2 separate regions of the Homo sapiens genome follow, and region 2 is linked to region 1. The links are chromatin contacts, found by Hi-C or POLR2A ChIA-PET in ENCODE. All regions are on one chromosome and are shown on one strand. The core of a region is the stretch at or near the end of the contact, and the rest is flanking DNA. Distances in the headings are between cores, read along the strand shown. Region 1 holds the start of TMUB2 (transmembrane and ubiquitin like domain containing 2). Region 2 holds the start of ARHGAP27 (Rho GTPase activating protein 27).

Region 1 (4,364 bases), core at 543-3,042:
GGGACTACAGGTGCATGCCACTGTGCCTAGCTATGTTTATTTTACCACAATGAAAGGACTTACAAAAAAGAAGCTAGACACCGAAGAGGATACACAGTTGGATTCCATTTATAGCAAGTACAAAAACAGGAAAAACTAATGTATGGTGACAGACGTCAGAATAGTGATTACTCTTTGGAGGTTAATGGCTAGAAGAAGACATGAAGGGGGAGATTCTGGGGTAATTCTTTCTTTTTTTTTTTTTTCCTGAGACAGAGTCTCGCTCTGTCACCCCAGCTGGCGTGCAGTGGCTCCATCTCAGCTCACTGCAACCTCCGCCTCCCAGGTTCAAGCCATTCTCCTGCCTCAGCCTTCTGAGTAGCCAGGATTACAGGCGTGCGCCACCACGCCCGGCTAATTTTTGTATTTTTAGTAGAGACGGGATTTCACCATGTTACCCAGGCTGGTCTTGAACTCCTGACCTTGTGATCCGCCTGCCTTAGCCTCCTAACGTGTTGGGATTACAGGCGTGAGCCACCGCGCCAGTCCTAATTATCTATTTCTTGATCTAAGTGCTACTTCTGCCAGTGTTCAGTTGGTAGAAGCCACCGAGCTTTTTGCTTATGTTTGCCCCTGTCTGGATTATTTATCCTTTAATCAGTAGTTCTCCAAAACCCCAAACTCCAGCGCTTTTTTTTTTTTTTTTGGAGACAAGGCCTCCCTGTCGGGTGCAATGCAGTGGCTCAGATCATAGCTCACTGCAGCCTCGAACTCCTGAGCTCAAGCGATCCTCCCACCTCTGCCTCCCAAAGCGGTGGGATTACAAGAGTAAGCCACTCCCCCCGGCCACAGTAAGTTTTTAGAAAAAATTTTAATTGCGGCCGAGCGCGGTAGCTCACGCCTGTAATGCCAGCACTTTGGGAGGCCGAGACGGGGGCGGATCACCTGAGGTCGGGAGTTCGAGACCAGCCTGACCAACATGGAGAAACCCTGTCTCTACTAAAATACAAAATTAGCGGGGCGTGGTGGCGCATGCCTGTAATCCCAGCTACTCGGCAGGCTGAGGCAAAAGAATCGCTTGAACCCGGGGGGGCGGAGGTTGCAGTGAGCCGAGATCGCGCCATTGCACTCCAGCCTGGGCAACAAGAGCGGAACTCCCGTCTCAAAAAAGAAAAAATTTTAACTGCAAAAATCTGGATAAGTTCTTGAAAGCTGGACTTTTCCCCCTTTTTGTGTCCTAAGCCTGCGCCGAATCTGTGCCTTCTTTGAAATGCTTTCCCGCCTTCTTTCTCCGGGTCCCACACTACCTGGGGCCGCACTCTTCAAGCACTGGATGCTGACTAACTGGTCTCCTTATCTGTCTTCCCGACTGGCCCAGAGCTGAGTTCTTACTAATCCCCGCTAACCTGGAGTTAGGTGCGCGTTGCAAAGCAGTAACGAATCCAATCAGCCGGGGAGGCAGACAGCAGGGCCGGAAGAACAAAGCTGGAAAGGGAAACGTCGCACCGGCTCTGCCCAGCGGCGCCAGCCCGGGCAACCTTCCGCAGTCGCGAAGCCACGCCCCTTTCCCAAGTACCTCCGCGCTAACTCCTCCCCCCTGGCCCCGCCTCTCACCCTGGATTGCCTAAGGCCCCGCCCACCAGGCGTGGCCCCGCTCTGGGAGGGCCGCAATCCCGCCAACAATGACTCCACCCCTCCTTCCGCTGAGAAACCTGTCCCTTTTATTTAAAGAATACCTTTTACGTCAGCCCGTCTTACGCAGCTTCGCGTCATCAGTGCAAGGCGCGGAGGCGGGACTTCCTGTCCCTGGTATAACAGCTTCCGGGAGAAGCCGGAAGAGACCGGACCCTGAACAGAATCGCAGATTGCCAGCCCTTTTCCCGACCCCTACGGAAAGACGAGTCCAGGGGCCGTCCTGGCGAGGTCAAAACATTTAGTCTGGTCTTTTCAGGTGAGGACTTCCCCATCCAGGCACAGTGCCGGTCCAATCCCCCTTTAATTTCCCATGACTCCTCGCGTCCTGAAGCCCCGCCCCCAGTTCCCCAGCCCCGCCCCGAAGTTTGAGGGGTGTGGACGGTTTGTGACCCCCTTAGCCGACCCTACTCCTCACTGGCCGGGACAACTGGTCTTATCACGGAGGCTGGGGCCAGGCAGCCCTTCGGTTCGGGTGGGCCCATGGACCCCAGTCCAACGCCGAGGGAATAGGACCATCCAAAAGCGGAACCTTCGCCTCAGAAAAAGGGTGCGGGACCCCTCCTCACCGTGCGGTCACGGTACGGACAGGGTAGATCACAGGCTGAGGGACAGAGCAAAGACCCCTGAGGCCGGACACCTGGGGTCCTGCCGGGCCCCTCCCCACGAGAGTTCCCTGTGTCTGTGCCAATCGTTTTCGTCTTTCTTTGCCGCAGTTTCTTTTCCTGTAAATCATGGTTAATAACATTAACCTTCTTACCATCAGGGGTTAGTTGTGGTTGTGATAAATAATTACTACCGTTATTAAGCAATTGCAATTTGCAGTGTGCCAGGCACTGTGCCAAGTATTTTGCTTCGATGATTTCACGTCATCTTCAAAACAACCTCATGAGGTAGGTACTGTTTTTAACCCCATTTTACTGATGAGAAAGCTGAGGCTCTGAGAAAGTTGTCTGAGGTGTTATAGCTAGTAAGACGCAAGACTGGGGTTATAATTAGTTGTTTTTCTAACTCCAGGGCCGGTATATTAAATAAGGATGTTGATGTGTTCCACAGATAATTCTTTGAGCAACTACTGGGGCATTATATTGGACACTTCAGTACCAAGAGAAATACATACGATCCTTGTCTACCAGGAGTCTAATAGAAAGATGGACAGGTACATAAGTATAATGAAGTTTTATAGGTGCTGTGAGAATAGTCTGATAATGGTAATCACCAGACTGGATTTGCCCAGGGACAGCTGTGAAAGCAGCAGATTCTCCAAGGGAAATAGTAGGTACTCCAAGGAGCAAGCAGGGACCCTTCCTGCCTTTCTAAGAAACTGCAGCAGCAGAACCTTCACAGTGAAAGAAGAGAGACTGAGATATGGATTGTGAGAGCTGTTATGGAATCTTTTTCAAATCACTCCACTTGGGGAGTGGTCATTGCAGGAGTGGGCCCATGGTGACCCAGGAAGGTGGTGCTTCTGGTGTCTGTCCCAAGTTGCTCCCCAGGGCTTGCCAGAAGTTTCAGAGGCGGCACATAATGTCTGCTGCATAGTATCTGCCCGCGGTCCCTACAGAGTTATCGTTTTAGATTTGTCTGACTCTGCTTTTGATGGTAGGTCAGTTTTCTTTGGCTCTTGACATCTGGCAGCCTGGATCTGTGACCAGGAATGAAATAGGCTCAAATGAGACAATCTGGCAGGGATGGCTAAACAGTGCTTCCAGGGGGGCCCCACAGTAAAATATTCCAGGCTTTTGGGTCTCTCTGAAGCCACTTTGGAGGCTGCTTAGGAGGCATATTTGCTTGACCAAGCGATAGAAATCCTAGAGAAACTCAGGCCTCAGCAAAGATTTTTCCTCATTCACCAAAAAAGCAACAACAGTAGCAGCAGCAGCAAGGCTGTGGGCTTTTCCTGCTGATCCACACTCATTGGGAAGTTGGAGTTTGAGAGAGGAAGGTCACAGAACGTGAAAGCAAGAGTTTCACAATAGAGGCAAAGGGTAGGGTAGGTCTTTAGGTTTAGGTTGGGGTGCCGGAATTAGGAAGGTTTGTGCCCCCTTCTACACAACACTGAACTCCTTTTTTTTTTTTTTCAGGGCTGGGTCAGTTAGAACCTAAACAAACTAGAGACCTGGTTGCAACCCCTCAGGCTCTGCTGATGCTGTCCCCCTTTGTTCCTGCAGCGTGGACCCTGCCAGCAGCCAGGCCATGGAGCTCTCTGATGTCACCCTCATTGAGGGTGTGGGTAATGAGGTGATGGTGGTGGCAGGTGTGGTGGTGCTGATTCTAGCCTTGGTCCTAGCTTGGCTCTCTACCTACGTAGCAGACAGCGGTAGCAACCAGCTCCTGGGCGCTATTGTGTCAGCAGGCGACACATCCGTCCTCCACCTGGGGCATGTGGACCACCTGGTGGCAGGCCAAGGCAACCCCGAGCCAACTGAACTCCCCCATCCATCAGAGGGTAATGATGAGAAGGCTGAAGAGGCGGGTGAAGGTCGGGGAGACTCCACTGGGGAGGCTGGAGCTGGGGGTGGTGTTGAGCCCAGCCTTGAGCATCTCCTTGACATCCAAGGCCTGCCCAAAAGACAAGCAGGTGCAGGCAGCAGCAGTCCAGAGGCCCCCCTGAGATCTGAGGATAGCACCTGCCTCCCTCCCAGCCCTGGCCTCATCACTGTGCGGCTCAAATTCCTCAATGATACCGAGGA
Region 2 (4,364 bases), core at 759-3,258, 1.2 Mb after region 1:
AACAGCTCTACCTGGGGGCTGTCGCTGCCCCCCTTAGTCCGAGGGCCTTGCTGTAGAGGCCTCCGCTGCCAATGCAGGGGAACCGGTTCTCTCGGTTTCTCTTTCCTTCCCCAGCTGCATCACCGCAGACGTGAGCCCGAGCCCGGCCCGCCCAGCCCGGCCCGCACCGCCCCCTGCTCTCCAGCTCTCACGCCGCCCCCCGAGAAAGGCCCTGCCCCTGTGGCCTGTCCACCTGCCCTGTGACCCCTACAGTGTCCCCACGAGTGGCTCCTGGAGAATGCACTCTGAGACAGTGACTATAAGTGCGGAGTCCCAGAGCAGGGCCACCCAAAGCTCTCCGGAGTGGTGGTCATAAGCCCCGCTCCCGCCCGGGCTTCGGGGTGTCAGGGATGGGGGAGAGCCTAACTAAATCTGTCTGCGCCCCTCCACCAAAGCCATGAGTCGGTTTTCTCCGGAAGTGCATGGCCCCTCCAAACTCCCACACTGACCACACCTCTTCCTGCCCCCTAAGGTGGCCCGGACCCGGGGCCAGGAGACCGCCGCTTGCCGAGGCAGAGGAGCAGGTTCCAACGGGGGCCCCAGCAGGGCTCCTCCGCCACTTTGTCAAGCGTTCCTCGACGAGGAAAGGGTGTAAACTGAGTCACTAAGCACGCTGGGCCCCGGAGGCGGGGTCATCGAGCTGCCCGGTGCTGAACCAACAAACCCCAAGCAGGACACTCCCCCGGCGCCCCCTCCCCTTGGACCCCGCAGCGCACTCACGTCGGCTGGGCGGGCCTCAGGGAGCCCATGGGCTGGGTGGGCGGAGCCGGCGGTGGCTGCAGGTTAGGCCCCTACCATCGCCCTGGGCGGGGTTTCCAGGGGCGAGGCCGGAGAGGCTGCGCGGAACAGGAGCTGGCAAGCAGAGCGAAGAGGGACAGGGACGCTCAGGAGTGCTGTCACCGATACCCAAAGCAGCCGTGTCTGGGTGGGGCGAGGAGGAGCCTGAATGCCTCTGCTGGGGACCTTGGGGGGCATTGGGACGAGGCCCAGAGCAGAAGGCCGGCACCTGGAGCCGGGACTGCTGCGTCTGAAGGGGCACTGGCAGGTCGCGAGCGGAGCCCAAGGAGGATGGGACCGCCCCCGCTCCGCCTTCCCCCTCTATTCCCCGCCCCCCCACCCCCCACCCCCCGGGATTTGCTGTCCGGGAGTGCCTGCGTCCCTCCTGTGCGCGGCTCTGGGAATGCCGGGCTGGGGCTGGTTGTCTCGTGCGGGCGTTCCTGTTCCCGGGGAGGTCATTTGCACCCTGAATCACCCACTGCGAGCCCTTCCAACCGGATTGCAAATCCGCCCGCTCCGGGCCCACCTCTTCCCTCACCAGGGCCTTTCCCGGAGCAGCCCGGCCGGGCCTGGAAAAACTCCGAGCGGGATTCCCAGCGCAGGGACGCCCACCGGAGCTCGATGTCTCGGGCTGGATAAGAAGGGGACCGGACCTCGGTTCCTTCCCCGACCCTGGGGAAACGCAGAGAAGGGGAGGGATTGGGGAAGCCGGGAGGATCCCTGGAGCGCGACAGCGCACCAGTCGCCAGGAGGTCCCCTGCGTCCACTGCCCAGGCGACTCAAGCTACAGGGGCGTCAACGCCTGGGTCGGCGCTGGGGGCCTGGGCCTGCTTCCCTCCAGCCCCCAGATGGAGGGCAGCCCTTCGCCTACCTTCTCCTCCCCGTGGGATGCGGCCCGCGCAGCTCCCGCCCCAGCGCGGAGACAAGGGGAGCAGGCGCGCGGAGCTCCCGGGTGCGGACCCGCCACCTGCCGCACCCTTCCCTTCCCAACCCTGCCCTTTCCCCACCCCCACCCCACTTCCCACCCCCAACCCCCGCTCGGCGCCCCACTCCCGACCCTGCCTGCCCGGGCACCTCGGGGCGTCCGCTCGCCGGCTTCGCCTCCACTTGCCCCGGCAGGCGCGCGTGGGCTCGGCGTCCCGCGCTCCCTCCTCGACTGTGCGGCTCCCGCGCTGCCGGGTTTCCTGTTCAACAATATAACCAGGGAGGCACCGGCGGAGAGCGCCGGGCAGAACTTCCTCCCGGACTGGGGCTGGGCTGCGGTTGCGAGAGACAATCCCCGGTGTCCTGGCTTCCTGTCCCCTCTGGGCCGGGCCAGCGCCTGAGGAGCGAAGACGCCACCCCCTCCCCTGCCTTTCCCGGGATCCTGGGCCGCACCTGGCTGTCTCCAGGGAGAAAGAGGCTGCGGGGCTGAGATGGTGGGACTGGGGAGGGCGGGAGCCTCCCCCGCAGGTTCGCCTGGCCAGATTGCCCTCCCACCATCCCCCACCCCCTCTTGATCCTTGTGGGGAAGGAGGGCCACCCTCCAATCCGTCCACAGGGTAAGCTCAGAACAACCTCCAGGAGTCCAGCCCCAGGGCCCTCCGCCTTGGGGGTCTTCTGTTGGAGAATTTTCTGCCTCTCTGGACAAGCAGCCTCGCCCTGATCTGAGCCTGCACTCACTCCAGACATTACAAGCCACAGCCCCAGCACACCCCCTGCCCTCAGGGGCCCCAAGGAACAGTTGTGCCTGTGGACCTGGCTGTGTGTGCCAAGAGCTGGCTGATTCAGGCCAGTGTTCTGGGAGGAAGAAGGGCCCGCATCCCAGGCCATGGCCTCTCTTGACACCACCTCCTGGGGACCCAGGGTTGGGTGGGAAGCTGAATCTGGCCACCCAGATTCAGAGGAACTCCCTTACCTCTATATCTTTGTAAGATATAGTAAGTAAGGAACTCCCTTACCTCTATATCTTTGTAAGATATAGTAAGTAAGGAACTCCCTTACCTCTATATCTTTGCCTCTGCTAGGCATTGCCCACCTGTGAGTCCACACTTCCTCTGAGAATCTGTGTGTCTGAGCCTTGGTGGCACCTTGGGACCCTCCAGGGTGGGCACACAGCAGAACTCAGCACTGGTCTTTGGTGCCCGACATGCTTAGAAAATAGTGGCTGGTGCCGGGCACGGTGGCTCACGCCTATAATCCCAGCACTTTGGGAGGCCGAGGCGGGCGGATCATGAGGTCAGGAGATTGAGAAACCCTGGCTAACACGGTGAAACCCCGGCTAACACGGTGAAACCCCGTCTCTACTAAAAATATAAAACATTAGCCGGGCGTGGTGGCGGGAGCCTGTAGTCCCAGCTACTCCGGAGGCTGAGGCAGGAGAATGGTGTGAACCTGGGAGGCGGAGACTGCCGTGAGCCATGATCGTGCCACTGCACTTCAGCCTGGGCGACAGAGCAAGACTCCGTCTCAAAAAACAACAACCAAAAAAGAAAAAAAGAAAATCGTGGCTGGAGGAATCTTCTCTCCCTCCCTACCTTTTAGGTCCCTCTCCACCTGCAGCACAGCCAGGCAGTGGCTGGCAGTGGTGATGGTCTTTGCGTGGGGTCAGGCAGGTATGATGCCCCACTCTGCTGCTTGGCGGCTGGTAGGCCTTGGGAGTTCTGCCTTATCTCTGCAGCTCAGATTTCTTTCCTGTCAATGGGATAGTAACACCCACTTCACTGGATTATTGGGAAGATTAAATGAGGTCCACTAAGCAGTGCTTACCACATGCCCAGCGCACACAATATATCAGCTATTTTTTTTAAGACAGAGTCTCACTCTGTCTCCCAGGCCGAAGTGCAGCGGCACGATCTTGGCTCACTGCAACCTCCGCCTCCGGGTTCAAGTGGTTCTCCTGCCTCAGCTTCCTGAGTAGCTGGGATTACAGGCACCCGCCATCATGCCCAGTTAATTTTTGTATTTTTGTAGAGACGGGGTTTCACCATGTTGGCCAGGCTGGTCTTGAACTTCTGACCTCAGATGATCCAACCTCCTCGGCCTCCCAAAATGCTGGGATTACAGGTGTGAGCCACCATGCCGGGGTACATCAGCTATTATGACTACTTACATTATATGATAAGCTCTTGGGGGTTGGATTGGAATCTCCAAACCACCTGTCCTCCTTCAGAGAGAAGAGGAAAAGGGGAAGTCTCAGCTACTCAGGAGGCTGAGGCAGGAGAATTGCTTGAACCCGGGAAGTGGAGGTTGCAGTGAGCCAAGATCACGCCACTGCACTCCAGCCTGGGCATTGGAGTGAGACTGTATCCAAAAAAAAAAAAAAAAAAAAGGGAGGGGAGAAGGGGAAACAAGTGGCCTCAGGGGCGCTTTGCTGAGGCTGGAGAGGGCCTGAACCCACCGGCAGGGCAGCACCAGGTCACGTGCTGTGGCCCTCCTCTGGGCCTCCCTCTCCCAGTTTCTCTTCTCTTCTCCGGGCCTACCATCTACTGTCCTGGAGGGAGGTGAAGCCCTTGGGGGAAGCTGGGGCACCTAGATTGGCAGAGGGTGCCACCTTGTAATCTGAAAGG

Evidence for each region. A loop is a pair of places that touch in the nucleus more often than their neighbours do. ChIA-PET counts read pairs that join two places held with the same protein, here RNA polymerase II (POLR2A). Pooled maps may share reads with other maps.
Region 2: a pooled map shows a loop between it and region 1 (3-fold over the local background). The contact joins the promoter of ARHGAP27 here to the promoter of TMUB2 in region 1. A Hi-C loop is called at or near these places in 1 of 50 pooled maps. POLR2A ChIA-PET finds 5 or more read pairs at or near these places in 2 of 52 experiments (AG04450 and activated B cell).

Annotation. Positions count from the first base shown.
Region 1 is chr17:44,185,180-44,189,543 of GRCh38, forward strand. It overlaps TMUB2 (transmembrane and ubiquitin like domain containing 2), which reads left to right and starts at 1,793. Exons shown (of 4, transcript NM_001076674.3): 1 at 1,793-1,930; 2 at 2,497-2,564; 3 at 3,843-4,364. The coding sequence starts at 2,530. ASB16-AS1 (ASB16 antisense RNA 1) reads right to left here and starts at 1,538. Exons shown (of 3, transcript NR_049730.1): 1 at 1,386-1,538. RefSeq lists an enhancer at 1,117-1,651.
Region 2 is chr17:45,430,862-45,435,225 of GRCh38, forward strand. It overlaps ARHGAP27 (Rho GTPase activating protein 27), which reads right to left and starts at 2,009. Exons shown (of 20, transcript NM_001282290.2): 1 at 1,891-2,009; 2 at 1,355-1,488; 3 at 760-891. It also overlaps a transcript of PLEKHM1 not described here.